Linked DNA regions of Homo sapiens: region 2 is linked to region 1. A link is an interaction called in ENCODE POLR2A ChIA-PET data of the cell type or tissue named here. Cell type or tissue: Panc1. All regions are shown on one strand. Links, peaks and the distances in the headings refer to the core of each region. The heading gives the core; the rest is flanking DNA.

Region 1 (6,676 bases), core at 981-4,980:
GAACATCTGTGATATAAACTTTCATTCTGCCTTTATTGTGTCACTAAACATTTCCATGTTCTAATTAGATTCTTTTATTTTGAAGTTTATTTTAAAAATCTTGCAGGGTACCTTGAATTAACTGAAAATATCCTAGAATGTTGCAAAATCATGTTTGATCATTGTTCCCTCTAGCTTTCTAGTTCTTCAGGAGGCCTTAGATACCTTAAAATCTGTTAATACCATAGAATCAGTTAATACCGTATCATTTTCTAATTTGACAGAACAGGTGATGGGATGGAAGGATGTCTCATAAGTTATACTGTATGAGTTTTGGAAAAGGAGTATGGAATTGCCAATAGATGAAGACATTAAAGTATTGAAAATACTAAATATTTAGATATTTTGCAACTTGTAACATTTGACCACTTTCCTTATTAGTTGCTTATTAGTTTTGTATATCACATTGACCCAAACCTTATTAATCACAATTCATTAAGTAGGTCACCCAGTGCTTTCATTATTCTTTATTCGGTAACCATAGCTGCTGGCAACTGGTGACTTTTTTGGTGGGAGGGAGGGAGGATACAAAGAAAGACGATAACAGATTTGAAATTAAGGGAAAGAATAAAGTTATGACAGTTAAAAGCAGGTCCTATCAAAGATTTATGATGGCAAGTTAGAACATCTTTTTTTTCTTGGAAAAATAACATCAAGTTTTTATTCTTAGATACCATTTTTTAAGATGACAAGCACCCCGCTACTTTTTTTGTCACACTCTAAAATATAATGCATTAGGTCACAATTTATCTGAGTTACACTTCAGTCTCCTTGAGGAGATTTAAGAAAGGTCTTGGTATCTTCAATATTGTAGTTATAAGCCACCTTAGTTGGTAAAGTTTTGAAATACTGTTCTCAAGTTTTTGAAATATATGTGTTTGAGGGGATTACATCCCACTGTGTGTTCAGGTAAGTATTCATTGGAAACACTTTGGTAAAAATGTCACTTGAAGGCCATGTGACTTAAAGTGGAAACCAGATATTGTATTGTAACCTTTATATGTTCTCTGTCAGTTTCTGATACCATTTTATAACTCACATATTAGATATATTTTTAAAGCTATAAAACAAGTTTGTGGCATTCCTTTTGGCTGCGTGATGAGTTATTTTTTTTACTTGCCTACATTCTCCCTCATTAACTATTAAGTAAGTACCTTTTATGTATTAAGTACTGTAGCCACTAGTGACACAAAGTATGTACCTCAGAATACTCTCAGGAAGCATCCTTCCAACTGAGAAAAACAAATGAAAAATTGAAATGATTTGAGGAATGTGTTAAAATGGAACATTATTGCAGTATACTGAGCTGGGATAAATAAAGGGAGTGATTATCTTTACTTGGGGAATCACTTTTAGGTGGAAATATAGAAATTCAGTTTTTAAAAATGATTGGGGATTTACCAGGTTAATGAGGGAGGAAAGAACAATATAGGGGAGAAGCAATAATATAAAATAGCATGGTAAATTTGTGGGACTCTGGTTATTTGGTGTTCTGTATTGATTGTGTAGAGATATCAGACGAGAAGAGATTCAGGATTTAGGTAAGAATTTAAAAAAAGCTTTGGACTTGATCCTTTTGGTAGACAGCTACTGAGAAACCTTAAATTTGAAATGTCCTGATTGGATTATAATCATATCCACATTACTCTAAAGAACAGTATGCTACTAACTGGTGACTGTTGTATTAATTCAGATTATATGTAATGAAGTTTGAACTGTATTAGTAATAGGAGAGGGAAAGATCAGAAGGAAGTAACCATTTTGGAGGGCCATTGCATACGGACCTCCAAATAGTGGTGGAGAAGGAGACTGGGTTGATTTAGAGGTTTTCTGGCATAGATTACAGGGTTGATGATACAATGAATAGTTCAGGGAAAGAAGGAGTAATGGGTTTTACGTGAAGTATGAGTTCAGGATTAAATAATGATTTTGAGAAGCCTATGATAAATCTAGAAATGAGGGGTAAGGGATTGCATTTCTGTTAGGCAATACTAAGGAGTACAGGCATAAGGTCTGAATTAGAGATAGAAATGTGAGATTCATGTCTTGTAGGTTTTAGGAAAGTTGTGAGCAGAAGAATAAAAGATCTCTAACAAATTAATAAAAAGGCAAATAAATAGAAATAATGGGCAAAAAGCTTGCACAGGAACTTCACAAAAGATGATATGCAAATGACCAATAAGCATAAGAAAATGGGGTTTATCTTCGTTAGACATTATAGAAACACAAAATGAAACCACAGTAAGATACCATCCACTAGAATGCCTAAAATAGAAAAAACAAAGAAGAAGTGATACTTGTGGAGCAACTGGAGCTTTCACTGCCTGTGGGAATATACATTTGTACAGCTATTTTAAAAAACTGACAGTATATTCTAAGGTTGAGCAAATGCATACATTATAACTGGTGGTATACTGGTAAACTGTGTGTGTGTGTGTGTGTGTGTGTGTGTGTGTGTGTGTGTGTGTGTGTAAGAGAAAGAGAGTATGATTGATATGTCATGTAGTCCCACCATGGTCAATTTCAAGCTACTGATAGTTTAAAGAACCAACTTGCAAAATAAATGTTTAATCATCAGTGTAGACTGGGCCGCAGCACACCAACCCAACAATTTCATTCCTAGATACATACCCATCAGACATGGGTATGTATTGATCAAAAGACACATGCTAAAATGTTCATAACTACTCTATAGTCATGCCAAAAGCTAGAAATAATCCAAATGTCTATTAAGATTAGAATAGATAAATTGTGGTATATTTATATAATATGTGAAAGGAAAATAGATCTCAGGACCCCAAAATCACTAAGCCAAGGGAAAAGTCAAGCTGGGAACTACATCAGGTAAACCTAACTCCTATATTATTCCTAAATAAGATGGCTGAAAAGATAAAAGAGCTACATACCTCCTTCCCAGTTTGTCCATAAGGAAATTCCTTGTGATCCTTAAGATCTTTACCCTAAAACTAACTTCTGTTGAATTTCACTCTGACATTTAAACCGATAGCTTATGTTCATAGGTGCTGGACAGAAAGCCATCCCTCTGGGCTGGGCGTGGTGGCTCACACCTGTAATCCCAGCACTTTGGGAAGCCAAGGTGGGTGGATCACTTGAGGCCAGGAACTTGAGATCAGCCTGTCCAAAATGGCGAAACTCTGTCTTTACTAAAAATAGAAAAATTAGCTTGGCATGTTGGCATATACCTATAGTCCCAGCTACTCGGGAGGCTTAGGCACGAGAATCACTTCAACCTGGGAGGCTGAGGTTTCAGTGAGTGGAGATAGTGCCCACTGCATTACAGCCTGGGCAACAAAGGAGAGACTGTCTCAAACACCCCTCCCCTGCCCCCAAAAAGCAAGTCATCCCTCTGCTAACTTCAGACAAATGCACATCTGATTACTTCCTCTGCCCTATTGTTTATGTAAAAATGCAGATTCACTGAGCCAGACTAAATTGTGTATTCAGTAGAAGGCTGATGAGGTACTCAAAAGAATGCAACCTTTTGTCTATTATCTACCTGTGACCCGGAAGAACTCCCCTACATCCACCTCCTGCCTCCCCACCACCCTCCCCCACAGAAGTTTAGAGTTGTCCTGCCTTACCTCAGTCAGACCAGTGAACATCTTACACATATTGATTGATGTCCCATGTCTCCCCAAAATGTGTAAAAGTCAAGTCATACCCCGACCACCTTGGGCACATGTGGTCAGAACCTCCTGAGTCTGTGTCTTGAGTGCATTCCTAACCTTGGCAAAATAAATATTCTGAATTGGTTGAGACCTGTCTCAGATATTTTGGGTTCACAAATAGAATACAGCCATGAGAATAATGGACTATTTAGACTCTGATTACACATAACACTAATGGATGCTAATAAAATTGAAACCAGACACACAATATATAGTATTTATATAAAGTTCAAAAGTAATCTCGTGTATTAGAAGTCAAGAAGTTACTTTTACTTGAAGGGTTTTGACTGAAAGGTGACACAGAGGATCTTGTGAGCTTCAGGTTATGTTCTGTTTCTTGATTTGGGTTCCATTTACTAGAATGTATTCACCTTGTGAAAATTCATTGAACTGTAACTTATATTTTATATACTTTTTTGCATATAATCTTATATCAACAAGGATGTTTACATAGGGCAAGAAAAGCTTATGGGCAGAGATGAGATTACTCAGGAGGTAAAAATTAAGAGGAGAAAAGTGACAGAACCTTGGGGAACAGAAAAACCACACACACATTCCTATTTCCCTCCCCATTTTTCTTAGGACCCTTTCCAGCTTTTTGCCTGAAAGCTTTGCAGAAGGTAAGAATAATGCTAAGAATAAAACTTCTGTTAGAGAGTGGGATTGCTCTTGCAGCATTTCTGCATAGAGGCTGTTTCCAAGGGGACACTTGGACTATATTTATTCTTAGATTTTAAAAAAGTTAAGAGTTGGAGAATGAAGAAGCATGTGATGCAAAAGACTACCTAGAGGCAGGAGATGGTGCAAAATACAGAGCAGCATTTTTTCTAAGCTTTCCTATTGTATTGGAGCACAGTAAATATACTGTAATTATGCCATTGTCTCTTAGTGATATATACTGAAATGATATGCTTTGTGAATTATTTGGTTTGAGAAGGAGGGAAAAATGAAAGGAATTCCATACTGATCATTTCCTGAAAGAGTGCTTTTAGAAATGGGGAAGTGGCCAGATGGGACAGCTCACGCCTATAATCCCAGCACTTTGGGAGGCTGAGGTGGGTGGATCATTTGAGGTCAGGAGTTCGAGACCAGCCTGGTTAACATGGTGAAACCCTGCCTCTACTAAAAATATAAAAATTAGCCAGGCGTGGTCATGGGTGCCTGTAGTCTCAGGTAATTGGGAAGCTGAGATAGGAGAATCGTTTGAAGCTGGGAGGCAGAGGTTTCAGTGAGCTGAGAGCTTCACTGTACTCCAGCCTGGGCAACAGGGTGAAATTGTCTCAAAAAAAAAAAAAAAAGAAATGGGGAAGTATTCCCAACTCAACAGAAGGGTCCATTACTACAGCCTATTAACACATAATATTAGAAAAGTGAGTGCCTATTCATCTATACTACCGCATACTTATTTCTGTTTTCCAGAAATGGCGAAAAGTCTTTTGAAGACAGCCTCTCTGTCTGGAAGGACAAAATTGCTACATCAAACAGGATTGTCACTTTATAGTACATCCCATGGATTTTATGAGGAAGAAGTGAAAAAAACACTTCAGCAGTTTCCTGGTGGATCCATTGACCTTCAGAAGGAAGACAATGGCATTGGCATTCTTACTCTGAACAATCCAAGTAGAATGAATGCCTTTTCAGGTATTAGGGATCTTTTTATTCCTAAAGAATGACACTAAATCTAAACTGTTATCACAAGTTTTTTTATCCTTGCTGTGGTGACAGAATGTTTTAAAGTCCTTGTACTCTTGGTAGAACATGAGAAAAATAACAAAAACAACAACTCTGTAATATGAACTAGAAACACTTTAAGTAACTTTTAATGATTATGGATATTTGAATGTTTTCAGAAAACTCATTAATACAGATATTGATAAAAAGGAAATCTAAATTAATCTTGATTATATTTTCCACCGAAATTCATTAACTGTTTAATAACTTCATTTGTTTTCAGCTAATGCTACTAGGAAACAAGGAGAAAGAGGTTTCAAAGAGTTCCTGAAACTAAAGAGAAAAGCCTGTTAATGAAAAGAATTATTTAGCTTAATTTTTTTCTGTGAATTGAAATAAAATCATTGTTAGTTTTTAACCTTTTAATTCCATGGTTACAGAAGAAACACGGCACTTGTCCAGCTGTGGAATCTTCCCTAACTCTTAGATACTGGTGAATGCCTTCTATTTTCTAGTCAACACTCTTAGCATATAAGAATTTTATATTTAAGAGAACTGAAGATGCAGGACATGTGGTACTTTGTAATTTTTGCTGAAGCTCAAATTTGAACTACGCTACCACTGTGTTATGCAGGAGCTAATGAGTAGCCTTGTTGAATACTCACCACTCCTATTTTCAAGTTGATTTTAGTAATCTCTCCTTTTCAGTTATGCACTTCATGATTATAATCTTTAGTAGCATTTGAAATTTGAGGCTCAGAAAATCTCACAAAATTTTCATGTATCTACTTTATATACAGTTGTACTATAGACATAATTCAATAGTCTGTAAACCCTTTGTAAATTACCAGTGGTGAGTCTTTAAACCCAAGATGACTTTTCTCTCCACTTACCAGAATTCAGAGAGATTTCTCTATACCAGTGCTGACCAATGAAAACATAATGTAAGAAACAAAGGTGAGCCACATGTGCAATTTTAAATATTCTAGTAACCATAGTTTAAAAAAATTTAAAAAAGGTAAAATTAAGTTTAACAATTCACTTATAACTCAGTATATCCAAAATATTTTTTTCAATATGTCACTAATATAAACAATTATGAGGTATTTTTCTTTTTATTTTCATACTAAGTCTCTGAAATCTGGTATTTATTTTATACTTATGACACATCTTAATTTGGACTAGCCACGTATCAAGTGCTCAGTACACACAGGTGACTAGTGACTACCTTATTAGACTTTGTAGTTCTATATGTTCAGTTGGTTTAGGGAATAAAA
Region 2 (6,676 bases), core at 1,357-5,356, 92 kb before region 1:
TTCTTTCGGTCTTCACAATAAATCTTGCTGCTGCTCACTGTTTGGGTCCACACTACTTTTATAAGCTGTAACGCTCACTGCTAAGGTCTGCAGCTTCTCTCCTGAAGTCAGGGAGACCATGAACCCACCATGAAGAACAAACAACTGTGAGTGCACCACCTTTAAGAGCTGTAACGCTCACTGCGAAGGTCTGCGGCTTCACTCCTGAAGTCAAGCGAGACCACAAACCCACGGGAAGGAAGAAACTCCAGACACATCTGAACATCTGAAGGAACAAACTCTGGACACACCATCTTTAAGAACTGTAACACTCACCGCGAGAGTCTGCAGCTTCATTCTTGAAGTCAGCGAGACCAAGAACCCACCGGAAGGAACCAATTCCGGACACATAGTGATATAAATGGATCTTTTGTTATTATCTTACAGATATATTTATTAACTTTTAATATTGAACCAGCCTTGTATTTCTGGAACAAATCCTACTTGGTCATTTTACATATATATTAATTATATATATTAATATGTATAAAATATCATTTATATATAATATCATATATATACACACACCACTAGATTCAGTGTGCTAGTATGTAGTTGAGGATTATTGTGTCTAAATTCTTGAGAAGTTGAGAGATAATGATCATTTGGTTGTTTTCCTTCTTTGTGCTATGTGGTTTTGGCATTAGGATACTACTGGCCTCATAAAATGAGTTGGGGCAGAAAGCAGTGTTCATGCCTGTAATCCCAGCACCTTGGTAGGCTAAGGTAGGAGGATCTCTTGAGCCCAGGACTTTGAGACCAGCCTGGGCAACATGGCAAAACCCCAAGTGTACAAAAAAATACAAAAATTGGCTAGGCATGGTGGGGCACACCTGTAGTCCCAGCTACATGGGAGGCTGAAATGGGAGGATTGCTTGAGCTCAGAAGGCAGAGGGTGTAGTGAGCCCAAATCATGCCACTGCACTACAGCCTGGGCAACAAAGTGAGACCCTGTCTCAAAAAAAAAAAAAAAAGGGGTTGGGAAGTGTTTCCTCCACTTCTGTTTTCTCAAAGAGATTATGTAGAATTGGAATTAATACTAATTCTTACTTAAATATTTGGTAGTATTCTCCAGTGAAATAATATGAACCTGGAGATGTCTTTTTAAAATATTTTTAGACTATAGATTCAATTTTTTTGGAATTGTTAGGTTAATTAGATCATGACATTCAGGTTGGATGTTTGGTAGTTTGACTTTTCAGAGGATTTGGTCCATTTCATCTAAATTGCTGTATTTGTATATGCAGAGCTGTTTATAGTGCTTCCTTTATATCATTTTAACAGCTGCATAATGTGTAAAGATATTGCTTGTTTTGTTTTTTATATTGCTAATTTGTGTCTTCTACTTTTTAATATTCATCAGTCTTGCTAGAAGTTTATTCATTTCGTTGATCTTTCCAAATAACCAGCTTTTTGTTTCATTGATTTTCTCTACTTTCTGTTTTCAATTCCAGTGATCTCTGCTCTTTATTATTTCATTTCTTCAATTTGCTTTGGGCCAATTTTGCTAATTTTTCTTCTAGTTTCTTGGGATATAATCTGTATCAATGAATGTTTCATGAGCACTTGAAAAGAATGTGTTTTTCCTTTTCGATGTGTAGTGTTCTGTATATTTCTATTAGATCCTGTTCGTTGGTTGTGTAGTTCTGTCTTCTATATCTTTGATGATCTTCTATCTAGTCCTGCTATCAACTGTTGAGAGAGTGGTGTTAACATCCTCAAATATAATTTTGGATTAGGTTCTATCAATTTTTGCTTCATGTATTTTGAAGTCAGTTTCTATGTCTCCTTTGTGTATTGACCTTTTATCATTATATAATCTCCCTTTGTGCTTGGTAACTTTCTTTTCTCTGACTTCTAGTTTATCTCACATTAATATATCCACTTCTGCTCTTTTTAAATTAATGTGTACATACCTTTTTCCATCTGTTTACTTTCAACCTACTTACATTGTTGTATTTGAAGTTAGTTTGTTGTAGACAACATAAACTTGGCTCATTTTTTAAACCCATAGTGCCAATCTCTTTTAATTGGTGTAATTACATCATTTACATTTAAAGTAATTGTTGATATGTTAGTACTTTAAGTCTTTTTAATTTTTTTTTTTTTTTTTTTTTGAGACACGTTCTTGCTCTGTCACCCAGGCTGGAGTACAGTGGTGCTATCCTGCCTCACTGCAACCTCTGCCTGCCAGGCTCAAGCAATTCTCCTGCCTCAGCCTCCCGAGTAGCTGGGACTACAGGCATGCACCACCATGCCTGGCTAATTTTTTGTATTTTTAGTAGAGACGGGGTTTCACTATGCTGGCCAGGCTGGTCTCGAACTCCTGTCCTGATGTTCGCCCACCTCGGCCTAACAAAGTGCTGGGATTATGGGCATGAGCCATCATGCCCAGCCTATCTTTTTAAATTTTATATGCTGGATATAAATCCCATATCAGATATATAATTTGCAAATATTCTCTCTCATTCTGTATGTTCTCTTTTCATTTTCTTTATTGTGTCCTTTGAAGCACAGAAGTTTTTAATTATGTTGGGAGGCCGAGGTGGGCGGATCACCAGGTCAGGAGATCGAGACCATCCTGGCTAACACAGTGAAACCCCATCTCTACTTAAAATACAAAAAATTAGCTGGGCATGGTGGTGGACACCTGTAGTCCCAGCTACTCAGAAGGATGAGGCAGGAAAATGGCGTGCACCCGGGAGGCGGAGCTTGCAGTGAACCAATATTGGGTCACTGTACTCCAGGCTGGGCGACAGAGCGAGACTCCATCTCAAAAAAAAAAAAAAGTTTTTAATTATGATGCAGTGCAATTGATGTTTTTTTTTCCTTTTATCACTTGTACATTTAATGTCATATCTTAAAAAATCCATTTCCTAAAGCAAGGTCATAAAGAATAACTTCTATACTTTCTTATAAGCATTTCATTGTTTTAGCTCTTACATTTAGGCCTATGATCCATTTTTAGTTAATTTTGCATATGCTGTGAGGTACAGGTCTAACTACGTGATTTTGGATGTGGATACACAATATCCCCAGAATCACTGATAAAATGTAATTGATCTGGCTGGGTGTGGTGGCTTACGCCGGTAATCCCAGCACTTTGGGAGGCTGAGGTGGACAGATCACTTGAGGTCAGGAGTTTGAGATCAGCCTGCCCAACGTGGTGAAATCCCATCTCTACTAAAAACACAAAAGTTAGCTAGGCATGGTGGTGGGTGCCAGTAATCTCAGCTACTGAGGAAGCTGAGGCACGAGAATCGCTTGAACCCAGGAGGCAGAGGTTGCAGTCAGCCAAGATCGCACCACTGCACTCCAGCTTGGGCGACAGAGTGAGGCTCTCAAAAAAGAAAAGAAAAGAAAAAAAAATCCTAAGTATTTAATTTGCTGATGCTATTATAAGTTGAATATTTTTCTTGATTTCATATTACAATGTATTTTGTATATTGACTTTGTCGCCTGCAGTCTTGCTGAATTAACTCATTTGTGCTAATATTTTTCTGTGCAGGGTTCCTTAGGATCTTTTACATACGACAATATGACATCTGCAAATAGAGTTTTACTAGTTTCCATCTAATCTGGGTACCTTTTCTTCATTTTCTGCACTAATTGACATAGAACATCTAGCACAAAGTTGAATAGAAGTAGCAAGAGTGGATATCCTTGTCTTATTCCTAATATTAGGGGGAAGAATTCAGTCTTCCACCATTAGTTATGAAGTTTACTGTAGGTTTTTCATGGATCTTTATCAGTTTGAAAATGTTTCCTTGTATTTCTGGTTAGTTGAGTATTTTAAACATAAAAGGGGGTTGGATTTTACCAAAATCTTATTTTGCATCTGTTGAGGTGATCATGTTAATTTTGTCTTTTATTCTACTGATACAGTGTATTACATGGAATGATTTCATGTATTAAACCAATGTTGCATTCCTGTGATAAATCCCACTTGGTTATGGTATAATCCTTTGTATATGTTGATGGCTTCAGTTTGATAATGTTTTGTTGACATTTTTTACATATATATGAATATATATGTACTGTCTCTAGTTTTATTTTTTGTGATGTCTTTGTCTGGCTTTGTTATGAGGGTAATATTGACCTCACAGAATGAGATGTGAAGTGTTCCCCCCTCCTATTTTTTGAAGAGTTTGTAAAGGATTTTAAACTAGTAAAATTATCAACTTTTCTTTAAATCTTTGGTAGAATTCACTAGTAAAATCATCTGCCCCAAAAATTTCAAGATTGAAATAAATATTGTCCTTTAAATACAAATTTTCAAGTAAAATTTACATTCCAGGAAGTTGTGTTGAGCTTAAAATATGACACACCACTCCCATTTTCATTTCAGAAACATGAATGTAGTTCCTCATTCTTTTGTGAAACGCTATACGTTCTTAGAAAAGGAGCATCATTTTTGAGGTGCCTCTTTCTTCTGGTGTCAAAGACATATGTTCTATTTGTAGTGTAGGATTTCTAGTGGCTTTTCATCAGTACTTTTATCAGTCAAAGTCCAGTTAGGAAAACAGAGAAACACTAAGAATTTAAACACATTACAACAGGAAATTGGAAACAAAGGTACTAAAATATCTAGAAGAACAAAATGATGATGGGAGACAGGGGAGCAAGAAGGAAGTGGAAATAATACCTAGAGATTAGAAACTGCTAATGATCCTGGCCTGGAACACACACCTGATGCTGCACTGTTGGCTGATTCTGGAACACTGAATAAGAACCATTTCACATGGAAAAGTTCTGCTTCAATTTGAAAGTGTGAAATCAGCCGGGTGCGGTGGTTCACACTTGTAATCCCAGCACTTTGGGAGGCCGAGGCGGGCGGATCACGAGGTCAGGAGATCGAGACCATCCTGGCTAACATGGTGAAACCCCGTCTCTACTAAAAATACAAAAAAATTAGCTGGGCATGGTAGAGGGCGCCTGTAGTCCCAGCTGCTTGAGAGGCTGAGGCAGGAGAATGGCGTGAACCCGGGACAGAGAGCTTGCAGTGAGCCGAGATCACGCCATTGCACTCCAGCCTGGGCGAGAGCAAGACTCTGTCTCAAAAAAAAAAAAAAAAAAAAAGTGTGAAATCATCTGACTTCCAATGCCATAACAACAACTACCAGTATTTCCCACTGGTATATGCTAGAAACCAGAAGCTTCTCTTTTCCTTTATTCTTCTGATCTTCTGCCAGTACCAAAGGAGCCAAGGAAATAGAATTTGTAATGTCCCAGCCCTGATCACACACAGCAAAGTATGTAAAGGCAAGTGGGGAAAATCCAAGTGTTTCTGCAGAACATATTCGAAAATAACATTTGATTTTAAAATGCCTTAAACTATAGGAAAAATGATAGAAGATAGTGTCTGTTGGGTGATTTTCTGTTTATTTCAATATTTTAAAGCAAAATAAAATTATCCCCCAAATATAGAAGTATCATTTACTTACAGCTCTCAGTAAAATCAACACAGAGGATTTATAGCTCAACTTGGCAGAGGGTACTACACAGAAATGTCAAACTGCCAGAGCAGAGAATAAACAGGTTTGGTTTGCTTTTTTTTAATATTATGCTCAGGATATTAATTTGTCATATGAAGGAAAAGAGCAAGGAATAAGACTTTCACCATAAAAGTACTCAACCCATTCCAAAGAGGAAAGGGGAAGGATAGGAGATTCATGAAGCATTGAGGGCTATTCCTTAAGTTTTATTTCACATATGTGCCTTAAGCAACTGCCTGTAACCCAGGTCCTCCTAAAATAATTTACAAGACCAGTAAATATGTTCACTTACCTAATATTTCTTTTCTAACTCTGAAATTTACATTCTAAAATTTTCATGCTTATTTAACAAAGATTCCATAATTATTTAAATCTTAGGCCAGGCTCGGTGGCTCATGCCTGTAATCCCAGCACCTTGGGAGGCTGAGGCAGGTGGATCACGAGGTCAGGAGATCGAGACCATCCTGGCTAACATGGTGAAACCCCATCTCTACTAAAAATACCAAAAATTAGGCCGGGCACAGTGGCTCACACCTGTAATCCCAGCACTTTGGGAGGCCGATGCGGGCAGATCACATGAGGTCGGGAGTTCAAGACCAGCCTGACCAGCATGCAGAAATCCCGTCTCTATTAAAAATACAAAATTAGCCAGATGTGTTGGCACATGCCTGTAATCCCGGCTACTTGGGAGGCTGAGGCAGGAGAATCGCTTGAACCCAGGAGGCAGAGGTTGCAGTGAGCTGAGATTTCGCCATAACACTCCAGCCTGGGCAATAAGAGCAAAACTCTGTCTCAAAAAAAAAAAAAAAAAAAATTAGCCGGGCGTAGTGGCATGTGCCTGTAATCCCAGCTGCTCGGGAGGCTGAGGCAGGAGAATCACTTGAACCCGGGAGAAGGAGGTTGCAGTGAGTCGAGATCACGCCACTGCATTCCAGCCTGGGTGACAGAGTGAGACTCCGTCGAAAAAAAACCCAAAAAACTCTTGAATTCATTTTAAGAGGGAAATACATATTATTTTCCTTGGTCAAGCACAGTGGATAACACCTGTAATCCCAGTACTTTGAAAGGCCCAGGTGGGAGGATTGCTTGAGCCCAGGAATTTTAGACCAGCCTGGGCAACACAGAGAGACCCTGTATCTAGA

The links. Peaks named below come from ENCODE experiments on the same cell type or tissue, not always from the same donor. Only the 100,000 strongest peaks of a DNase experiment are listed, where the experiment ranks them.
Region 2: POLR2A ChIA-PET joins it to region 1 with 8 read pairs; 7 of 35 experiments call an interaction of 5 or more read pairs at or near these places.

The regions. Positions count from the first base shown.
Region 1 is chr6:127,329,502-127,336,177 of GRCh38, reverse strand. ECHDC1 (ethylmalonyl-CoA decarboxylase 1) reads left to right here. Exons shown (of 6, transcript NM_001002030.2): 2 at 5,148-5,369. The coding sequence starts at 5,150. The region is part of intron 2 of LOC105377994 (a long non-coding RNA gene); the gene reads right to left. Among named protein-coding and RNA genes, the nearest start is that of ECHDC1, 11 kb to the left of the region's middle. RefSeq lists enhancers at 2,665-3,214, 3,215-3,765. In Panc1, for the core only: no CTCF peak of the experiment used is centred there; no DNase peak of the experiment used is centred there.
Region 2 is chr6:127,421,844-127,428,519 of GRCh38, reverse strand. No RefSeq gene overlaps it. Among named protein-coding and RNA genes, the nearest start is that of KIAA0408, 34 kb to the left of the region's middle. In Panc1, for the core only: no CTCF peak of the experiment used is centred there; no DNase peak of the experiment used is centred there; H3K27ac peaks cover 387 bases.